Linked DNA regions of Homo sapiens: region 2 is linked to region 1. Evidence: chromatin loops called from intact Hi-C (ENCODE). Cell type or tissue: mammary epithelial cell. All regions are shown on one strand. Each heading gives the region's core, and the rest is flanking DNA. Links, peaks and the distances in the headings are about the cores only. Region 1 has its middle 58 kb from the start of BCO1. Region 2 has its middle 30 kb from the start of GCSH.

Evidence for each region. Hi-C counts contacts between places; a loop is a spot of excess contacts. Peaks named below come from ENCODE experiments on the same cell type or tissue, not always from the same donor. Only the 100,000 strongest peaks of a DNase experiment are listed, where the experiment ranks them.
Region 2: it touches region 1 in a loop (6-fold over the local background); 3 of 110 quality-filtered maps call a loop at or near these places.

The regions. Positions count from the first base shown.
Region 1 is chr16:81,175,913-81,185,097 of GRCh38, reverse strand. It overlaps the pseudogene PKD1L2. Among named protein-coding and RNA genes, the nearest start is that of BCO1, 58 kb to the left of the region's middle. In mammary epithelial cell, for the core only: no CTCF peak of the experiment used is centred there; a DNase peak (open chromatin) is centred at 3,687; H3K27ac peaks cover 711 bases.
Region 2 is chr16:81,120,763-81,132,996 of GRCh38, reverse strand. It overlaps the pseudogene PKD1L2. Among named protein-coding and RNA genes, the nearest start is that of GCSH, 30 kb to the right of the region's middle. In mammary epithelial cell, for the core only: no CTCF peak of the experiment used is centred there; a DNase peak (open chromatin) is centred at 5,746.

The DNA of each region.
Region 1 (9,185 bases), core at 249-8,248:
TGTAGGCAGGGCCTGGCTCAAGTGGGGCCTTGCCGGTCATATCAAGATTTTAGCCTTTTTCCTAAGAGTGATACAGAGAAACCACCCAAGAGTTCTTTATTTTTATTTTTATTTTTTTGAAATGGAGTCTCACTCTGTCACCCAGGCTGGAGTGCAGTGGCACCATCGCAGCTCACTGCAGCCTCCGCCTCCCAGGTTCAAACATTTCTCGTGCCTCAGACTCCTGAGTATCTGGGATTACAGGCACACATGCCACCGTGCGCAGCTAATTTTTGTATTTTTTGTAGAGGCAGGGTTTCACCATGTTGGATAGGCTAGTCTCAAACTCCTCACCTCAGGTGACCCACCTGCCTCGGCCTCCCAAATTGCTGGGATTACAGGAATGAGCCACCATGCCAAGCCAAGCAACCAAGAGTTCTAAGCATGTGACTTCAATATGCTCTGGTGGCTCAGTGGAGAATGACTTGGAAGAGGGCAAGAGAAGACCCAGGGAGATTGCCCAGGCTCTTGCAGGAGTCAAGGTAGGAGGTCAAGTTTGCTTGGACTATCAGCCAGTCCCTGCAGGAAGCTGATGGCTCAGCCAAACCAGGAATGAATGGAAGAGAGCTGATGAAGGGACTATTTACAGGTGAGGGCAGGTATAAGGCAATGAAGCAGGGGCGACAAGGCAGGACTACAACCAAGGGAAGCCATTATCACCCCCAGGAATGCAGAGGTAAGATTAGGCAGGACTACATACGTAGGGAGCTGTGGCCTTGGTTGGAGAAGCACAGCATCTCTCACCTGCAGCCCATCAGGGAAAAGAGCAGGGAAAGCCGTGAATAAATTCCCCAAACTCTCTCCTCTCACCCTCCAATCCTCTATCAATGGTTCCCATTGGCTGGACCCAGTTAGAAGCTGGAGGGTGTGGCAGCTTGGGTGATGCAGTGTATAGAGCTCAGTCTCCCAGGTCAGAGCCGCACGTGGGAGGAGACTGGATTGGAGAGGCAGATAGAGAATGTCCTGCACACTTGGACTAGGGCAGACATGAGGAGATAAGTAGGAAGTTCAAGAGCTGTCATCAAGTTCAGACCAAAGGGGAAACTGGGGGACCGTCCTGTGGAGGGCAGGTCTATGCAAACCTTCCCGCAAAGTTCGAGGAAGCAGAGAGGCCAGAGAAAGAAGCTGACAAATTTAGTTTCTTAGAAAGAAACATTTAATTGAGACTTGCGAACAGAAACCATGATGTCTAGGGCAGCTGCAAGACAAGATGGTGAAAGCCAGCGCCATTACCCGCCAGAACCAGGGCTTATATACCATAGGAAAGGAATGTGTAGGACAGTCGTAGGGAAAGGTAAGAATACTATGTGAATCTCTTTCAGGGCAGCACTCATAGTAAGTACATGCTCTTACACAAAGAACTGTAGAGAGAATAGAAATCTTAGAGGCATTCCTGGAATTGGGGTTAATCAGTAGTCAACGTGGCAGATTAGCATCTGAAATGGAGTTGCTTTGGCCTTCACAGAGACATTATAGAGAAGGCCAAGAGTTTGGATCCAGACACGATGGTTCACATTCTATCTGCCCACTTAGAAGTTACATCACTTAGGACAAATCACATAAGCTCTCGGGGCCTGGTTAGCTCACCTGTGATGTGGGGATGCTAATATGTCACTCATAGGGCTATTGTGAGCATTGGACAAGCTAGAGACAATGGAAGTAATGTGTGCATGGCAGGCGTGCTGTTGAACCACAGCATTAGTTTACTATTATCTGAACTAAAAAGAATCACAGAAATTATCTAGGCTATCCCCTCATTTTGCAGGTGAGGAAACTGAGGCTTAGAGAGTTTAAGTGATTCGGCTGGGCATGGTGGCTCATACCTGTAATCCCAGCACTTTGGGAGGCCGAGGCGGGCGGATCACCTGAGGTCAGGAGTTTAAGACCAGCCTGGCCAACACAGTGAAACCCTGTCTCTACTAAAAAAATACAAACGTTAGCCGGGCATGGTGGTGAGCGCCTATAATCCCAGCTACTCGGGAGGCTGAGGCAGGAGAATCTCTTGAACCAGGAGGTGGAGGTTGTAGTGAGCCGAGATCGTGCCACTGCACTCTAGCCTGGGCGATAGAGTGAGACTCAGTCTCAAAAAAAAAAAAAAAAAAAAAAAAAGTTTAAGTGATGCACACAAGGTGACCCTTCATAAGTGACAAGGACAGGATTAGAACCCAGGTCCTGTCTCAGCCTCATTCACCTTCCGTATCATTACGCTGTCAGTGAATGACATGGGAATTCAGTCAGGCCATGACTCAGTCCATCTTCACAACCAAGGCTACGTCCCAGTGTTGGTTGGGGCAGGGGCGGCTTTTATTCCATCTTTAATTTGAAAAAGGGCCATTTCCTACCCTCTCAAAGGACTTGAGAAGGACTGGACAAAAGACCAGGCCAGTGGTCACAATGCCTGTCTGAGTCCGTTTTGCATTTTTTTTTTTTTTTTTTTTTTTTTTGAGACGGAGTCTTGCTCTTTCACCCAGGCCGGAGTGCAGTGGCGCTATCTCGGCTCACTGCAAGCTCCGCCTCCCGGGTTCACGCCATTCTCCTGCCTCAGCCTCCCGAGTAGCTGGGACTACAGGCGCCTGCCACCACGCCTGGCTAATTTTTTGTATTTTTAGTAGAGACGGGGTTTCACCGTGTTAGCCAGGATGGTCTCGATCTCCTGACCTCGTGATCCACCAGCCTCGGCCTCCCAAAGTGCTGGGATTACAGGTGTGAGCCACCGCGCCCGGCCCATTTTGCATTGTTATAAAGGAATATCTGAGGCTAGGTAATTTATACAGAAAAATGGTTGGCTGGGCGCAGTGGCTCATGCCTGTAATCCCAGCACTTTGGGAGGTTGAGGCGGGTGGATCACTTGAAGCCAAGAGTTCAAGACCAGCCAGGCCAACACAGCAAAACGCTGTCTCTACTGAAAATACAAATTAGTTGGGTATGGTGGTGCCTGTCTGTAATCTCAGCTATTCAGGAGGCTGAGGCAGGAGAATTGCTTGAATCTGGGAGGCAGAGGTTGCAGTGAGCCAAGATCGCGCCACTGCACTGCAGCCTGGGCGACAGAGCGAGACTCTGTCTCAAAAAAAAAAAAAAAAAGAAAAGAAAAAGAAAAGAAAGAAGAAAAGAGATTTATTTGGCTCATGATTCTTATGGTTGGAAAATCCAAGACTGGACATCTGTATCTGATAAGGGCCTCAGGCTGCTTCCACTTACAGTGAAAGATGAAGGGGACCTGGTGTGTGCAGAGAAGGGTGGGAGGTGCCAGGCTCTTTTTTTTTTTTTTTTTTTTTGGAGATGGAGTGTTACTCTGTCACCCAGGTTGGAGTGCAGTGGTGTGATCTTGGCTCACTGCAACCTCCATCTCCCTGGTTCAAATGATTCTCCTGCCTCAGACTCCCGAGTAGCTGGGACTACAGGCACCCACCACCACATCCCACTAATTTTTGTATTTTTAGTAGAGACAGGGTTTCACCATGTTGGCCAGGCTGGTCTCAAACTCCTAACCTCACATGATCTGCCCGCCTGGGCCTCTCAAAGTGCTGGGATTACAGACGTGAGCCACTGCTCCCGGCCATCTTTTTAGCAACCAGCTCCGGTGGTGACTAATAGAGCAAGAACTCGCTCCCGAGGGAGGCATTCATCCAGTCATGAGGAATCCAACCCCATGACCCAAACACCTCCCATGAAGCCCCGCCTCCAACATTGGGGATCATATTTCAACATGAGGTTTCAGGGGACAAACATCCAGATGATAGCAATGCCTCGGGGAGCTTCCTCACTCTGTCCTCTGTCTGCCTTTCAGCTGTGAGAGGAACTGCAGGCCAGTTAATGCCAGCAAAGACATTCTGCTCAGGGTCACCATGGGGGAGGACTCTCCAGTGGCTATGTTCAGCTGGTATTTGGACAACACCCCAACAGAGCAGGTGAGCACAGTGACAACCACTCAAGAATGGAAATCTCCCTTGCGCTTTCAGCACACCCGTGTCGCATGCCCGGTACTGGGCCAGGGTTGGGTCAATTCCATTCAGAGCCTGTGGTGTGGGACTCAGGGTATTGGGCTGGGGAGAAAATCAGGGAATTGACAGCAGGGCAAATGGGCACAAAGGAGCATAAGCTCTGGAGAAACTTTGCAGCGGGTGCTCTTGGCATCTCAGCAAAAGTCCTGCTTCCCAGGCGGACGATCCTAACTCCAGCTTTTGTGGCCTGACCATTGGCCAACGACTGATGGGTGGAGGGTCTAATAGCCCAGCTTCTCTGTCCCCAGGTAGGGTGATTTCAGTTGTGCAACTTACACTTCAGGGCTCTCCGTGTGACCAGGCAGAGGCTGGATGCCTCCAGTAACTGTTTTTTGCCTTGTTTTGTTCTCTGCTGTTTCCCTCTCTGCACTGCTTTTCCCTGTGAATCCTCCTTCCATCAATAACCTGCACACAAGGCTGGATATGGTGGCTCAAGCCTTTAATCCCAACACTTTGGGAGGCCGAGGCAGGCAGATCACCTGAGGTCAGGGGTTTGAGACCAGCCTGGCCAACATGGTGAAACCCCGTCTCTACTAAAAATACGAAAACATTAGCGGGGTATGGTGATGCGTGCCTATAATTCTATCTACTTGGGAGGCCGAGGCAGGAGAATGACTTGAACCTGGGAGGCAGAGGTTGCAGTGCACAGAGATCATACACTGCACTCTAGCCTGGGCAGCAGAGTGAGACTCCGTCTCAAAAATATTTTCTTTTTAATTTTTTTTTTTTTTTGAGACAGAGTCTCACTCTGTCACCCAGGCTGGAGTACAATGACACAATCTCAGCTCACTGCAACCTCTGCCTCCTGGGTTCAAGCAATTCTCCTGCCTCAGCCTCCCAAGTAGCCAGGATTACAGGCACATAACACCATGCCCGGCTGATTTTCGTATTTTTAGTAGAGACAGAGTTTCCCCATGTTGGCCAGGCTGGTCTTGAACTCCTGAGCTCAGATGATCCACCCACCTCAGCCTCCCAAAGTGCTGGGATTAGAGGTGTGAGCCACTGTGCCTGGCTCAAAAATAAACAAATAAATAACCTGCACACAAATCCCCATCTCAGGCTCTGCTTCCGGGGAGCCCAATCTAAGACAGACACCGCAGTGAGGCTGGAAAGTGTATATTCCAGGTGACTTCTTGGGGAGCTGGGGCTGCCTGTCCTCCGTTCATCAGTAATAAATCTGAAAGGCTGTCTAGCACCCAGAAGCCACTGTCCTGCTGCAGTCCTGTGGCCTGGCTGTAGCGTCAGCAGCCCTGGGCCATCCTGTCTTTCAGGCTGAGCCCCTCCTGGATGCCTGCAGACTCAGAGGATTTTGGCCAAGGTCCTTAACCCTCCTCCAGAGCAACACCTCCACGTTGCTGTTGAACAGCTCGTTTCTGCAGTCCCGGGGAGAGGTCATCCGAATCAGAGCCACAGGTGCGAAACCTCCCTTTTATCTCCTCTCAGGGAACCCAGATAAACCCAGAAACACTCAGATATTGGGTGTCAGTTTATTTTTCTTTTAAATATTGAAATAGAGAGATGTGATCTCACTATGTTGCCCAGTCTGGTCCTGAACTCCTGGAGCCAAACGATCCTCCTGTCCCAGCCTCCTGAAGTGCTGGGATGGCAGCTGTGAGTCACCATACCCAGCCAGGGCATCAGCTTAGTGCAGAGGCCACAGCGCAGGCTCTGGTGTAAATCGCACCACTTCCGCTTTCTACGTGGGAGACTCTAGGCAGAGGATTTCGCCTCTCTATGCCTCAGTTTCCTGACATATAAACTGGGATAATCGAAATGCCTGCCTCAGAATGGTTATTTTGCAGGATGAATGAGATAACCCCAGTGTTACAAGCAGGTCATTCTGGGGTCGTGCAACCTGTACACCCTGCCAGGATTGTTCAGGGCTTCTCGTTTAAAACAAGCCCTGTGTGAGAAACATAGATTCTCAAACACACAAACAATGGAGGTGATGATTCTTTTTAGGAAGGATTGCTTTGCTTCCATTTTTCCCGAAGTGGCCCACAGACCATGCACATCAGGATAAACAAGGAATTAGTTAAACATGCACACTCTTGGGTCCACCCCAAACTTTCCGAATTGGGTCTAGGCCAAGGAATGAGTTTTTATGGGTTCAAATTCTCTTTATGCCCAGCTCTTCCAGGCATGCGCTCTCTGAAAATGTAGGTGGCTACTCCAGGTGATGTGGGATGTGACTGCAGGTCCACTCGTGGCTCTTAACAGTGATCTCGGCGCCTGGGAAGAGTGTGGGCTTCGGGGTGGGCTCAGCCTGTTTCCGGATCCTGGTTCTGGTCTTTCCTGGCTCTGTGATCTTGAGCATTTTCCCAGCATACTCCCACCTCACAAGATCTTTGTGCGGAAGCTATTATCATCAGCCTCATTCTACAGATGAGGAACTGACTCTCAAAAAGGTCAAGTTCTCAGCCCGGGTCCAGTGGCTTATGCCTGTAATCCCAGCACTTTGGGAGGCTGAGGCGGGAGGATCCCTTGAGGCCAGGAGTTCAAGACCAGCCCTGGCAACAGAGCGAGACCCTGTCTCTACAAAAATTAGAAAATTAGCCAGCCGTAATGGTGTACTCCTGTGGTTCTAGCTGACTCGAGAGGCCAAGGCAGTGGAATCACTTAAGTGTAGGAGTTCAAGGCTATAGTAAGTTATGATTGCACCACTGGACTCTAGCCTAGGTGACAGTGCAAGACCCTATCTCTAAAAAGAAAAAAAATTAGGAAAACAAAATTGGAAAAGAAAAGGTCAAGTCTGAGGTCACTCGGTTAACAAATGGCAGAACTAAAATTCAAGCTCAGGTCTGTCTAATTATCTTCCCCTATCTCTGCCCAGTTTCTCAAAGTGAGGCCCTGGGATCCCTTGCATCAGGGGGAGTTGTTTTGGGGTTTCATTGTTTAATTGTTAGATATGTACATTTCTGGGCTCTTCCCAGATCCAGAGATGTCTGAAGTTCTGGGTTTGAAGTAGAGCCCAAGAATCTTTGTGTTTAATGAGCTCAGGGGGCAATCTAACAGCAGGATGGAGTTTGTGGGCCCCACGTGGCCCCCTGAACATGATCTCTCTTTACTCCCAGCACTGACCAGGCATGCCTATGGGGAGGACACCTATGTGATCAGCACTGTGCCTCCCCGTGAGGTGCCTGCCTGCACTATTGCCCCAGAGGAGGGCACCGTTCTGACGAGCTTTGCCATCTTCTGCAACGCCTCCACAGCCCTGGGACCCCTGGAGTTCTGCTTCTGTCTGGAATCAGGTACCGGCTGAAGACTCTGCTCTTCCCTCAGCTCCTGGGCTCATCTTCTTGCAGAACAGGGGCCTGTTCTCTCTGGGAGCTGCAAAGAATATGTTCCGTGTGCGAGAGAGGTTGGTAGGATGAGGGCTCCCCTAAACCTCAACCCCTAGCCTCAAGACACTGACTCAGCCATCAGTCCACAGAGACATGAGAAGAAGGTCTCATCAATAGCTCTTCCACAACTGGAAGCCAAAATCCATTGCCCTGGCGTGGGGGACAGTGATGGAGTGAAATGAACGAGGATACCCAAAAGTATGACCATGTGGGGCCACCACCAAGACACCATCCCCCAACCCCTGCTCACCACACACACACACACACACACACACACACACACACACACACACACACACACACACACACACACACACTTGTAGTAGCTGGGACTCCCAGAAGCCTGGAGCTATTCAGGAAGACAGAGATGGGTCTGGTTAACAGAATCTTCAACAATTTCATTGACGCTGCTTTGCAAGCAGCCCCAGGGAATGGGTGATAATTGCAGGACTAGCTGAACTGAAAGAACATTTTTGCAAAGGTGTACAGGTGACAAACATGGAAGACCCCATCCACAATGCATAAAACCCTACACAGTCTCCCTGCTTTCACCCTAACCACTCACACCCCAGGACAGCCACAGGGCATTAGCAGGAGAGATGAGGGAGCCACTCACATTGCATTTATTCTTCCATTTGGAGAGTGATTGGTCCTTGGAGGGCTCATCTGAGCCCTGATCTCCACCCACTGGGCTTTGGCTTCTTCTTTTTTTTTTTTTTTTTTTGAGACAGAGTTTTGCCTTGTTGCCAAGGCTGGAGTGTGGTGGCACGATCTCGGCCCACTGCAACCTCAGCCTCCCGGGTTCAAGCGATTCTCTTGCCTCAGCTTCCCGAGTAGCTGAGATTACAGGTGCCCGCCACCACACCCGGCTAATTTTTGTATTTTTAGTAGAGATGGGGTTTCACTATGTTAGCCCGGCTAGTCTCAAACTCCTGACCTCAGGTGATCTGCCTGCCTCGGCCTCCCAAAGTGCTGGGATTACAGATGTAAGCCACACGCCCGGGAGAGCTTTGTCATTCTGTGCTCTGAAAATGCTCTAATCAGATTGTAAATTTCCACCAAAGTCAGCCACCAGTAGTGTTGCCAGGATGGTCCCCCAAATCCAGCATCAAACATCACAACGGCATAAACACTACACCTTGATTAGGGAAAGTGCACGTCAGCTATTGTAATACCTAAGAGAGTGTAGTTTTCACGAGCGCCCTGTCTAATAGATGTGGAAATGCATCACCGTTAAGAGGGCTGTGAATGGGGCTGAGTCTGAAAGGAAAAAGTTCAAGCAAGGTAAGTGGATGTTATTTCAAACTGCGTCCCGCCAGAGGGAAAGGCCAGGACAGCTGCCCTAATTCCAATAGGCTATTCCTCTTTAGTACCTCTCCCCCATCATCCAAGTGAGCACGGAGGCAGGAAAGTGTGGCTACATAAAAACGAGTCCCAGGCTGGGCGTGGTGGCTCATGTCAGTCATCCCAGGAACTTTGGGAGGCTAAGGTGGGTGGATCACCTGAGGTCAGGAGTTCGAGACCTAATTTTTACTTTTTTTTGTAGAAACAACGTCTTCCTAATTTGCCCAGGCTGGTCTTGAACTCCTCGCCCCTGAGCTAAGTTTTAAGTTGTCATTGTTGCTCCTCCTCCTCCTCCTCCTTCTTTTTCTTCCTCTTATAATTTGGTTTACCACCTTGACTTTTTTTAAAAAAAAAACTGTAAATGGGATGTTTTTCCTGCAATTTTTTATGGATTTTAGTAAAATTTTTCCAAAGTTACAGCAACCTGCAGTTGCTTAGAGAAGACAGTGAATCAGCA
Region 2 (12,234 bases), core at 1,643-9,642, 53 kb after region 1:
AAATTTTGTATTTTTAATAGAGACAGGGTTTTACCATGTTGGCCGGGCTGGTCTCGAACTCCTGGCCTCAGGTGATCTGCCTGCTTTGACCTCCCAAAATGCTGGAATTACAGGCATGAGCCACCATGCTCGGCCTTTTTAAAGATTTTTAATTTTTTTTTTTTTTTTTGAGACAGAGTTTTGCTCTTGTTGCCTGAGCTGGAGTGCAATGGCACGATCTCAGCTCAATGCAACCTCCGCCTCCCGGGTTCAGGCAATTCTCCTTCCTCAGCCTCCCAAGTAGCTGGGAGTACAGGCATGCGCCACCATGCCCAGCTAATTTTGTATTTTTTTTGTTAGAGATGGGATTTCTCCATGTTGGTCAGGCTGGTCTCAAACTCCCGACCTCAGGTGATCTACTCGCTTCCGCCTCCCAAAGTGCTGGGATTACAGGCATAAGCCACCACGCCTGGCCTAAGATTTTTAAATTTTTTATTTAATTTTTTATTTTATTTTTTAAGATACAATTTTACTCTGTCATTCCGACTGGAGTGCAGTGGCACAATCCCGGCTCACTGCAACCTCCGCCTCCTGGGTTCAAGCGATTCTCCTGCCTCAGCCTCCGGAGCAGCTGGGACCAGAAACGCACACCACCATGCCCAGATAATTTTTGTTTTTTTGGTAGAGACAGGGTTTTGCCATGATGGTCAGGCAGATCTTGAACTCCTGACCTCAAGTGATCTGCCCTCCTTGGCCTCCTAAAGTGCTGAGATTACATGCGTGAGCCACTGGGCCTGGCCTAATTCCTCATATTCTTTAAATCTCAGCCTAAACACTGTGTCTGCAGCGTGGCTTCCCCGGCCCAGCTGGTCAAAAGCCTTCACACCTCAGGGAGCCTCTGAGTCTGGATTTCCCAGAGCAGATTTGGGTGCAAGTAGCTGATTTGGGAGGTAGTCCTGGAAAGCACTGGTTGGAGGAGAAAGGGCAGCAGAGAGGGAAGGAAGCCAACAGAGGGTACCTGACAGGTGGGTTTTAGGTGGGCCACTGGGATTCAGTCCCACTGTGGACCTTGGAGAGAGCATATAGTGCACGCCCCCAAAGTGTCCTACTCATTGGCATCCATTCAAGTCTTCTGAGGTGGTTGCAGGGAGAGGGGAGAGTCTTGGAATACAGATTCCCAGGCCCAGGAACCAGAGGTTCCGGTTCACTAAGAACCTGATCCCTCATGTTATTGTGATGTCCACCCCCCCACACTAAATATCTGCACCTAAAGGATCCTCTACGTCACACTCACCTGTCTCCAACGAGACAGGTGAGCACCATGAGGGCAGGAACGTGTTTGTCTTCACCACCATACCCTCAGCCATGCAACGTGGCAAATGCCCCATTTTTTAAAATTCTATTTAAGAAATGCTTAATGTAGCAGACACTCTTTTTTTGTTTTTTGTTTTTTTATGTTTTTTTCTGAGATGGAGTCTCTCTCTGTCGCCCAGGCTGGAGTGCAGTGGCACGATCTCGGCTCACTGCAACCTCTGCCTCCTGGGTTAGAGCAATTCTCCTGCCTCAGCCTCCCAGGTAGCTGGGACTACAGGCGTGCACCACCATACCCGGCTAATTTTTGCATTTTTAGTAGAGGGGGGGTTTCACCATGTTGGCCAGGCTGGTCACGAACTTCTGACCTCAGGTGATCTACCCGTCTTGGCCTCCCAAAGTGCTGGTATTACAGGCGTGAGCCACCATGCCCGGCCTGCAGACACTGTTTTATGTGATTTCTAATTTTTTTTTTTTTTTTTTGAGATGGAGTCTTGTTCTGTCACCCAGGCTGAAGTGCTGTGGCATGATCTCAGCTCACTGCAACATCCGCCTCCCAGGTTCAAGCGATTCTTCTGCCTCAGCCTCCTGAGTAGCTGGGATTACAGGCATGCGCCACAATGCCCGGCTCATTTTTGTATTTTTAGTAGAAACAGGGTTTCACCATGTTGGCCAGGCTGGTCTTGAACTCCTGGCGTCAAGTGATCCAAAGTGCTGGGATTACAGGCATAAGCCACCACTCCCGGCCAGTACTTTCTAATATTAACTGATCCCCTCATCACAGAATTGTTATTCCCATTTCATAGATGGGGAGAGTGAGGCATGGAAGGATAGACTCACTTGTGAAGGGCGCCTGGATGAGATGTCGCAGAGCTGGGATTTGGACCCAGGCAGGAGATCCCATGGTCTGTGACTTTACTCCTCTCCGCTGCCTCTATAAAGATTGGTTCCATTGTCACCACAGTGGCGAGGGGCTGGTCTAGGAGGCCTTTCCATTTCCTGACTTGGACTGGGTGGGAGTCGTGGATCCTGCCTGAGCAGGGACTGTGCCTCCCTCCCCAGCATACTTGGGCTTCCTGTGGATGCTACTGCTCGTGGCCTACGGGCAGAGGGACCCCAGCGCCTACCACCTCAACAGACACCTCCAGCACAGCTTCACCAGGGGCTTTTCAGGTGTGCTCGGCTTCCGAGAGTTCTTCAAGTGGGCCAACACCACCCTCGTGAGTAACCTGTATGGTCACCCCCCAGGTAAGTCCTGAAGCCCTGGGGCTGTGTCAGCCTCCTTGTGCCTTCTGGCTAGGAACAGACGTGGGGCACTGTCAGCATCAGCCTCATAAGAAAACCAGGCCAAGTGTGGTGGCTTACACCTGTAATCCTAGTACTTTGGGAGGCTGAGGCGGGAGGATTGCTTGAGGCCAGGAATTCGAGACCAGCCTGGCAACATGGCAAGACCCTGCCTCTTTGAAAAATACAAAAATTAGCTGGATGTGATGCCTCATGCCTATAGTCCCTGCAACTCTGGAGGCTGAGGTGGGAGGATTGCTTAAGCCCGGGAGGCAGAACCTGCAGTGAGCCAAAATTGCACCACTGCACTCCAGCCTGGGAGACAGAGCAAGACTCTGTCTTAAAAAAAAAAAAAAAAAAAAAGAGGCCAGGTGCAGTGGCTTACGCCTATAATCCCAGCACTTTGGGAGGCCGAGGCGGGCGGATCACTTGAGGTCAGGAGTTTGAGGCCAGCCTGGCCAACCTGGTGAAACCCCGTCTCTACTAAAACTACAAAAATTAGCTAGGTGTGTTGTCACGTGCCTGTAAACACAGCTACTTGGGAGGCTGGGGCAGGAGAATTGCTTGAACCTGGGAGGCAGAGGTTACAGTGAGCTAAGATCACGCCATTGCACTCCAGCCTGGGTGAAGAAGTGAGACTCCATGAAAGAAAGAGAGAGAGAGAGAGAGGAAGGAAGGGAGGGAGGGAGGGAGGGAGGGAGGGAAAAGAAAAGAAAACCAGTAAAACCCCAGGCGTGGTGGCTTGCGGCTGTAATCCCAGCACTTTGGGAGGCCAAGACAGGTGGATCACGTGAGGTCAGGAGTTTGAGACCAGCCTGGCCAACGTGAAATCCCATCTCTACTAAAAATACAAAATTAGCTGGGTGTGTTTGCACGTGCCTGTAGTCCCAGCTACTCAGGAGGCTGAGGCAGGAGAATCGCTTGAACCTGAGAAGCGGAGATTGTAGTGAGTCGAGATTGCGCCCTTGCACTCCAGCCTGGGTGACAAGAGTGAAACTGTCAAGAAAGAGAGAGAGAGAGAGAGAAGGAAGGAAGGAAGGAGGGAAGGAGGGAAGGAGGGAGGGAAGGGAAGGAAGGAAGGGAAGGAAGGGAGGAAGGAAGGGAGGAAAGGAAGGAAGGAAGGAAGGAAAGAAAGAGAGAGGAAGGAAGGAGGGAAGGAAGGAGGGAAGGAAGGAAGAGAGAAAACCAATCAATAACCACAGGACCAGATGCTATGAAGGAGGGACTCAGAAGGCTGGGTGTGCACAAGGGGGGACTCTCCACCTTCCCTTCCCCCGATGCAGAGTGGAGAACCTCCTAAGTGAGTGATAACAGAGCTTGAACCAGCTAGGCAAAAACAGTGCACCAGGCAGAATGAACAACACGAGAAAAGCCCAGCCTCTTGCCATGGGATGCGTGTTCTTGGAACCACAGCGTGTTGGGTGTGACTCTCGTGTAGGATGTGAGTTAAGGATCAGTGAGAAGCAAAGCAGGAAAGATGAACGGGCCAGATCATGAAGGATCTCAGGAGCGTGTATCTCATCCTTGAGGAAATGAGGCGCCACTGAATTTCTACATGAGGCTATGGCATAAATCTGTGGTGTAGAAGGATCACTCTGGAAGCATGTGGAAGTTGGAGTAAAGGGTGGGCAAGTTGGCCGGGCGCCGTGGCTCACACCTGTAATTCCAGCACTTTGGGAGGCCGAGGTGAGTGGATCACCCAAGGTCAGGAGTCCGAGACCAGCCTGGCCAACATGGAGAAACCCCATCTCTAATAAAAATACAAAAAATTAGCTGGGCATGGTGGCATGCGCCTGTAATCCCAGCTACTCGGGAGGCGGAGGCAGGACAGTTGCTTGAATCAGGAGGCAAAGGTTGCAGTGAGACAAGATCACGCCATTGCACTCTAGCCTGGGCAACAAGAGCAAAACTCTGTCTCAAAAAAAAAAAAAAGAGGTGGAGGAGGTGGCAAGTTAGGATGCTGAGGACACAGGATGAGGGCTGGTGCAGGGAGGGACCAGGGACAGTGGTGATGGAGAGAACGGGATGGGCACATAAGACATGAAAAAAGTAGGATGGATAGGATGTGGTGACCAGTGGGATGGAGGATTGAGGAGAAAGGGCACAGGCACATCCAGATGGATGACGGGGTGGCAGGTTCCATTCCCTAAGAGAAGTTGTGCGGAAGCACAGTAGATTCCAGCAGGAGAGATGGTGAGGTTATTTGGATAAATGTAGCCTATAGTTGGTGATAAACTTCTCTGGGCTGTCTCTATAATGGGTACGCTGAATTTCACATTAGCCTCAGGCCGGGGAGCTTGGAATGTGTTAAGATTATTTTGATTGCTAGATTTACCCACCTTGTTTTTCTTTTTAGGCTTTATCACTGATGGGAACTCCAAGCTGGTTGGCAGTGCCCAGATTCGTCAAGTGAGGGTCCAGGAAAGCTCTTGCCCTCTTGCCCAGCAGCCGCAGGCATATCTCAACGGATGCCGTGCACCATATTCCCTGGATGCTGAAGACATGGCAGACTATGGGGAAGGCTGGAATGCCACCACCCTCAGTAATGGCAGTACCAGAGCCAGGACCAACGTCAAGGGTATCCCATCTGGGGCAAACTCACTGTGTACCGGGGAGGAGGCTACGTGGTCCCCTTGGGGACTGATCGCCAAAGCACGTCAAGGTAAGGTTGACTTGATTCATTTGTAGCTGAGTAAAGTCTTTTGCTAGAGTCCACATCTGCTTGGGGAATGTAGTCTTCCAAACAGGGCTGAGCCAAGTTCATTCAGGTCCTTGTGGGAGGGCTTGTAGGATACAGAATCATGCAGGTTGTATTTTCAGGTCCCTGGGAACTAAGCCATCTCAGAATTGGAAGGAAAGTCTCTCTCTAGCATTCACAGCCTGGTTGCTTCTGCTAGAGCCAGGCCAGAGATGGGGAGCTCACTACCACTCAAAGCAGTCCACCCTTAGGCAAGAGGGAATTAGTTAAGGATCTGTCAAGAATTATGCAAAATTTGAGGTTTTACCCTACTTGTAAGCCAACAAGCTAGCCTGTTAACTGTTTCACGGATGCTGGCAGAATACGCAATATTCCTGGGTCAGAGACAAAGGATTTTGTTACAGCAAAAGTCATAGCAGAACATTACACTGGTCTGAGTCAGTTGCCCACAAAGGGCCGTGAAAGATGCCTGCATGTGCCTGCAATACAGAGCCTGGGGGCATTTGATGCTTTTACAGCAGCAGAAAGAAGCCTACTCTTTGTCCAAAGGAAGGCATCACCTCATCCCACAAGGTTGCACACTGCAAATACAGCCCTAAGAAGTGACTTGGCTAAAGCACAGCCACGGCCTTGCATTCCTAGAATACCCAGTAAGAACGTGCAGGGATGCTCAGGGTCCGTGAAGACTGACTCAACATGCCCTTGAGACAAGAGACCTAGATTTGAAACCCTGGCGCTGCTCCTTTTAGCTGTGTAGCCCAAGCAAATCAGCAGACCCGCGTGAACCTCAGTTTCCTCCATTGTATGATCATTGCACCAAGGTGGTTTATGATGGTGTAGCCTGTACTCTGTCTACAAACAGGGTCTCCTGGGGTTAAGGAAAGGCCAGGAATAGTCGATTTCGGAATAAGAGGCATTTTTCCTGCTAATTGGACTGACTGCAGATATTCTCTCTCTGGTGGCTGGGTGCAGTGATCATGCCTGTAATCTCAGCTCTCTGAGAGGCCAAGGCAGAAGGAGCACCTGAGGTCAGGAGTTCGAGACCAGTATGGCCAACATGGAGAAACCCCATCTCTACTAAAAATACAAAAAATTAGTGGTGGGTGCCTGTAATCCCAGCTACTCAGGAGGCTGAGGCAGGAGAATCGCTTGAATACGGGAGGCAGAGGTTGCAGTGAACCAAGGTTGCGCCATTGCACTCCAGCCTGGGCAACAAGAGCGAAACTCTGTCTCAAAAAAAAAAAAAAAACATATTCTCTCTCTATCTGCTGCTATGTACCAAGCAGGATGCAGACCCACTGGGGACACAGCATATTACAGGCCCATCATTATTACTGGAAGTAATAACAACTATCATTACTACACACACACAACACACACACGCACATGCACACACATCCCTCCATGTTCTCTAAATGATCTGAAGGCACTGGTGTTAACACCGTTGTAGAGCCGGGCACAGTGGCTCACACCTATAATTCCAGCACTTTGGGAGGCTGACACAGGGGGATTGCTTGAGCCCAGGAATTTGAGACCAGCCTGGACAACATACTGAGATTCTGCCTCTAAAAAAGATAACAAATTACCTGGGCATGGGGGTACGCACCTGTGGTCCCAGCAACTTGGGAGGCTGAGGTGGGAGGATCACATGAGCCTGGGAGGTGGAGGCTGCAGTGAGGGATGATTGCCATTGCACCCCATTCTGAGCAACAGAGCAATACCCTGTCTCATAAACACAAAAAACCAACAAAAAACCACACCATGGCAGATGAGGAAACCAAGGCCTGGAGAAGTTATTAGCTTGTCCAGGAGGCAGCCAAGATTTGAACCCAGGTCCCTCCACCACCTTCAGGGCATGTGCTCTTTCCACCACACCAGGCTGACAGATCTCCAGGAGCTCATGGGAGCTGCTTGCCTAAGCCCCTGATGTTTTATATGATTCTTATTTATTTATTTATTTATTTATTTATTTTTGAGACAGAGTCTTGCTCTTGTTGCCCAGGCTGGAGTGCAATGGCGTGATCTCAGCTCACTGCCACCTCTGCTTCTGGGCTCAAGTGATTCTCCCGCCTCAACCTCCTGAGTAGCTGGAATTACAGGTGCACGCCACCACACCCAGCTAATTTTTGTATTTTTAGTAGAGGTGGAGTTTCACCATGTTGGCCAGGCTGGTCTTGAACTCCTGACCTCAGGTGATCCGTCCACCTCAGCATGCCAAAGTGCTGGGATTACAAGCGTGAGCCATCAGCCCAGCCTCCTTTTCTTCTTTTTCTTTATTTCTTTTTTTTTTTTTTTCGGAGACAGAGTCTTGCTCTGTTGCCCGGGCTGGAGTGCTTTGATGTGATCTCAGCTCACTGCAACCTCCACCTCCCAGGTTCAAGCAATTCTCCTGCCCCAGCCTCCTGAGTAGCTGAGAATACAGGCGTGTGCCACCACGCCTGGCTAAAGTTTTTGTATTTTTAGTAGAGGCAGTGTTTCACCATGTTAGCCAGGTTGATCTCAAACTCCTGACCTCAGGTGATCTGCCTGCCTCAGCCTCCCAAAGTGATGAGATTACAGGTGTGAGCCACCATGCCTGGCCCTTTTTTCTTCTTTTGAGACAGTCTCACACCGTCACCCAGGCTGGAGTGCAGTGGCATGATCTTGACTCATGGCAACCTCTGCCTCCTGGGTTCAAATGATTCTCCTGTCTCAGCCTCAAGCAATTTTCATGCCTCAGCCTCCTGAGTAGCTGGGATTACAGGCATACACCACTGCAGCTAATTTTTTCTTTTTTATTTTTTTTTTGAGACAGAGTCTCGCTCTGTCACCCAGGTTGAGGTGCAGTGGCGTGATCTCGGCTCACTGTAACCTCTGCCACCCTGGTTCAAACAATTCCCATCTCAGCCTCCTGAGAAGCTGGGATTACAGGCATGCGCCACCACGCCCAGCGAATTTTTGTATTTTTAATAGAGACGGAATTTCACCATGTTGTTCAGGCTGGTCTCGATGTCCTGACCTCAGATAATCCACCCACCTCAGCCTCCCAAAGTGCTGAGATTACAGGCGTGAGCCACCGCACCCGGTCACACCTGGCTAATTTTTGTATTTTTGTATTTTTAGTGGAGACGGGGTTTCACCATGTTGGCCAGGCTGGTTTCAAACTCCTGACCTCAGGTGATCCACCTGCCTCAGCCTCCCAAACTGCTGGGATTACAGATGTGAGCCACCGCACCCGGACTATGATTCTTCTAACACCATGGCTCTCAAACCGTAAAAAGCATCCAAGGCTGGGCGTGGTGGCTCACGCCTGTAATCCCAGCACTTTGGGAGGCCGAGGCGGGCGGATCACGAAGTCAGGAGATCGAGACTATCCTGGCTAACACGGTGAAACCCCGCCTCTACTAAAAATACAAAAAATTAGCCGGGTGCCGTGGCAGGCACCTGTAGTCCCAGCTACTCGGTAGGCTGAGGCAGGAGAATGGCGTGAACCCAGGAGGCAGAGCTTACAGTGAGCCGAGATCGCACCACTGCACTCCAGTCTGGGCGACAGTTCAAGACTCCGTCTCAAAAAAAAAAAAAAAAAAATCCAAATCCTGGCGGGCTCATCAAAACACGCATTCTGGGCTCCCCTGAGAGTGTCTGACTCAGCAGGTCTAGGGCGGGCCTGAAAATCTGTATTTCCAACAAGTTCCCAGGTGATGCTGATGCTGCTGGTGTGGGCACTACACTTTGAGAATCTCTGCTCTGATGGCCAGGAGATGAGGGGTGCCACCATATCACAGCGTGGGCTACAAAATGTGACCACTCCCAGCAGCAGCTCTGTTGGCCTGGTGGCCCAGGGAGCAGAGCAGAAACAGAGGGAGAAGTTGAGACAGGAAGTACTGGCCTCAGTCAAGGGGCTGCCGGGACATGGAGCCCCTGCAGGATAGCAATGACCCAATGCCACTCTTTCCTGCAGAATTCTCCGCTATCTCTTTGACAACACCTGGCTGGACGCCCTGACCAGAGCTGTGTTTGTGGAGTCCACTGTCTACAACGCCAACGTCAACCTGTTCTGCATTGTCACGCTGACGCTAGAGACCAGCGCTCTGGGTGGGCAGCCTCGCCTGGGAACCCTCTGCAGGGCTCCAGAAGACATATACTCCTTCCCCTGGGCTGGGGCTCCTGACCTACCTAGGTGCAGCCACCCCAGGGCCAGAGCTCCAGAGCAAATACTTATTTAGTGAATCTAGGTGTGGATCTTGGTTATCCTTGCAGCCATGAGTCCCTGGGCCCCCAAAGGCAAAGCATTAGGGCCCTCCACCCTAATTCTTCCCATCTTTCTGGCCTAGTCGCCCAAGTTATCGTAAAACAGCCTATTCAGAGTCCAAAGGCAGCTTATCCATTGCCTAATCCCGAGCTTCCCTGTCTGCTGGGGTTGGGGGTGGTGACCTGGCAGTGACGGCGAGGGAGAATGTGATGTAACAGATCATATCACCTAATATATATTTCACCATACATCAGTGCACAGCACAAAGTACGTTTTACAACATAATCCAGCACACATGCAACCAAGATGAAATGTTCACAAATAACATGTACTTTAACTCCATGAGGCCGGGCTCGCCCCCATGATCCCAGCACTTTGGGAGGTCAAGGTGGGAGGACTCCTTGAGCCCAGGAGTCCAAGACCAGCCTGGGCATCATGGTGAGACCTGGTCTCTATAAAATTTAAAAAACAAAAAACTACATGTGATGGGCTCTCATATTTTGTGTTCTATTCTATTTATTCTTCCTCATGCCTCCTTCCCCCTTTAAAATGCTGATCACAGTCTTCTAAAAACCAATCTATAGTCTATTCAGCTGATGGTCAATTTACCTAAAAGCCAACCTCCTCTCCAGTGAATACCAAACTTTTAGAAAATATTAGATTACGTTTTTAATGATAAAAGTAATATAGGCCGGGAATGGTGGCTCACACCTGTAATCCCAGCACTTTGGGAGGCCATTGGCCGGGTGGGGGGGGGTGCAAATCACCAGGTCAGGAGTTCAAGACTAGCCTGGCCAACATGGCGAAACCCCGTCTCTACTAAACATACAAAAATTAGCTGGGCGTGGTGGCGGGCACCTGTAATCCCAGATACTCAGGAGGCTGAGGCAGAAGAATCACTTGAACCCAGGAGGTGGAGGTTGCAGTAAGCCGAGATTGTGCCATTGCACTCCAGCCTGGGGAACAAGAGCAAGACTGCATCTCAAAAAAAAAAAAAAAAAAAAAGGAATATATGTTTGTGTTTTAAAAACAAAATTCAGAACTGTGAAAACTGAAGGGCTTTCAATTTCCATTGTCATTCCGCATTGCTAATAGTTTCTTCCAAATCCTTTTTGGGTTTACCTGTGTATCTTTTTTTATTTTTATTTTTTTTTTGAGACACAGTCCTTCTCTGTCACCCAGGCTGGAGTGCAATGGTGTGATCTCGGCTCACTGCAACCTCTGCCTCCTGGGTTCAAGCAATTCTCCTGCCTCAGCCTCCCGAGTAGCTGGGACTACAGGTGCCTGCCACCACACCTGGCTAACTTTTTGTATTTTTAGTAGAGACGGGGTTTTACCACGTTAGCCAGGATGAGCTCAATCTCCGGACCTTATGATCTGCCCACCTCAGCCTCTCAAAGTGCTGGGATTAGAGGCGTGAGCCCCTGGGCCCGGCCCAAAATGGCTTTAAATGAGCCAAGTGGGAGTCAATTGTCATTATATGGGTGGATGTGCTTTATCTGGAGGTGTCTGTGCCCAAAAGGCCAACATCAAATGCCGAGGGGAGGGGAGAACCTTCCACTGCAGCCCCTCCGCCCCTTCTGTTGCATCCGCTGTCTTCGGTGTCTACCACGTGTCCACGTTCAGTCCTTCGGGTCTGAAATAACTTTGGCTTTTCCTTGGCCACAGCCAGCCCTCAGGGGGTTGAGCTTGAGTCATCTGACCTGATGGCTCCTGTCAGAAGCCATGGCTCTGAGCAACCAGGTGGCCCAGAGTGAGCAGAACGCACTTTGCTCCCCAGGCACCTTTTTTACGCACGCGGCCCTGCAGAGCCTCCGCCTGTACCCCTTCACCGACGGCTGGCACCCCTTCGTGGTAGCGGCAGAGCTCATCTACTTCCTCTTCCTCCTCTACTACATGGTGGTGCAGGTAAGGGGCATGCTCATAGCTCATGAGCAGGGTTTGGGGTGCAGGGGTGCCTGGTGCCTCACCAACACCTCTCCTCTTCCTTGTAAGTGGGATGGGAAAGGGATTTTTTCCTTTTTTTTTTTGAGATGGAGTCTCTGTCACCAGGCTGGAATACAGTGGTGCAATCTCGGCTCACTGCAGCCCCCACCTCCTGGGTTCAAATGATTCTCCTGCCTCAGCATCTTGAGTAGCTGGGACTACAGGCATGCACCACCAAGCCCTGCTAATTTTTGTGTTTTTAGTAGAGATGGGGTTTCACCATGTTGGCCAGGATGGTCTCAAACTCCTGACCTCGTGAACCGCCTGCCTCAGCCTCCCAAAGTGCTGGGATTACAGGCGTGAGCCACCGCACCCGGCCGGGAAAGGGCTTTGCCTTAGGTGTTTGCTGGGAGCAACCTTTGGTCCTTCCATTGGTCCTAGGGCTGATCTAGGCTGCTAGATCAGGGCATGGGAAGGACCCAAGGTTGGTACTCCTCAGGAATTGAGAACTCAAAGTGGGGTCTTTCATGGGTGGGGAAGGGAGAGGAGCATGGGTCCTGTTTCTACTGAACTGAGACCTTCCAAAGAGCCAGGGTAGGGCGATGGTACGGGGAAGTGACCCTACAGCTGGGTGTGGAAGTCCTCTGAACTTAGATTGTGGGGCCTCTTAGCATCTTTTGTTCCCACCCACGGTCACTGGGAGTTAGGCAACATCCCCTTTGCCACCTTTATTGCCATGTTGCATCCAAACGTGCAGATGTTGATGACGCTAAAGGCTGGACGATCATGGGAACACACCGGAAGC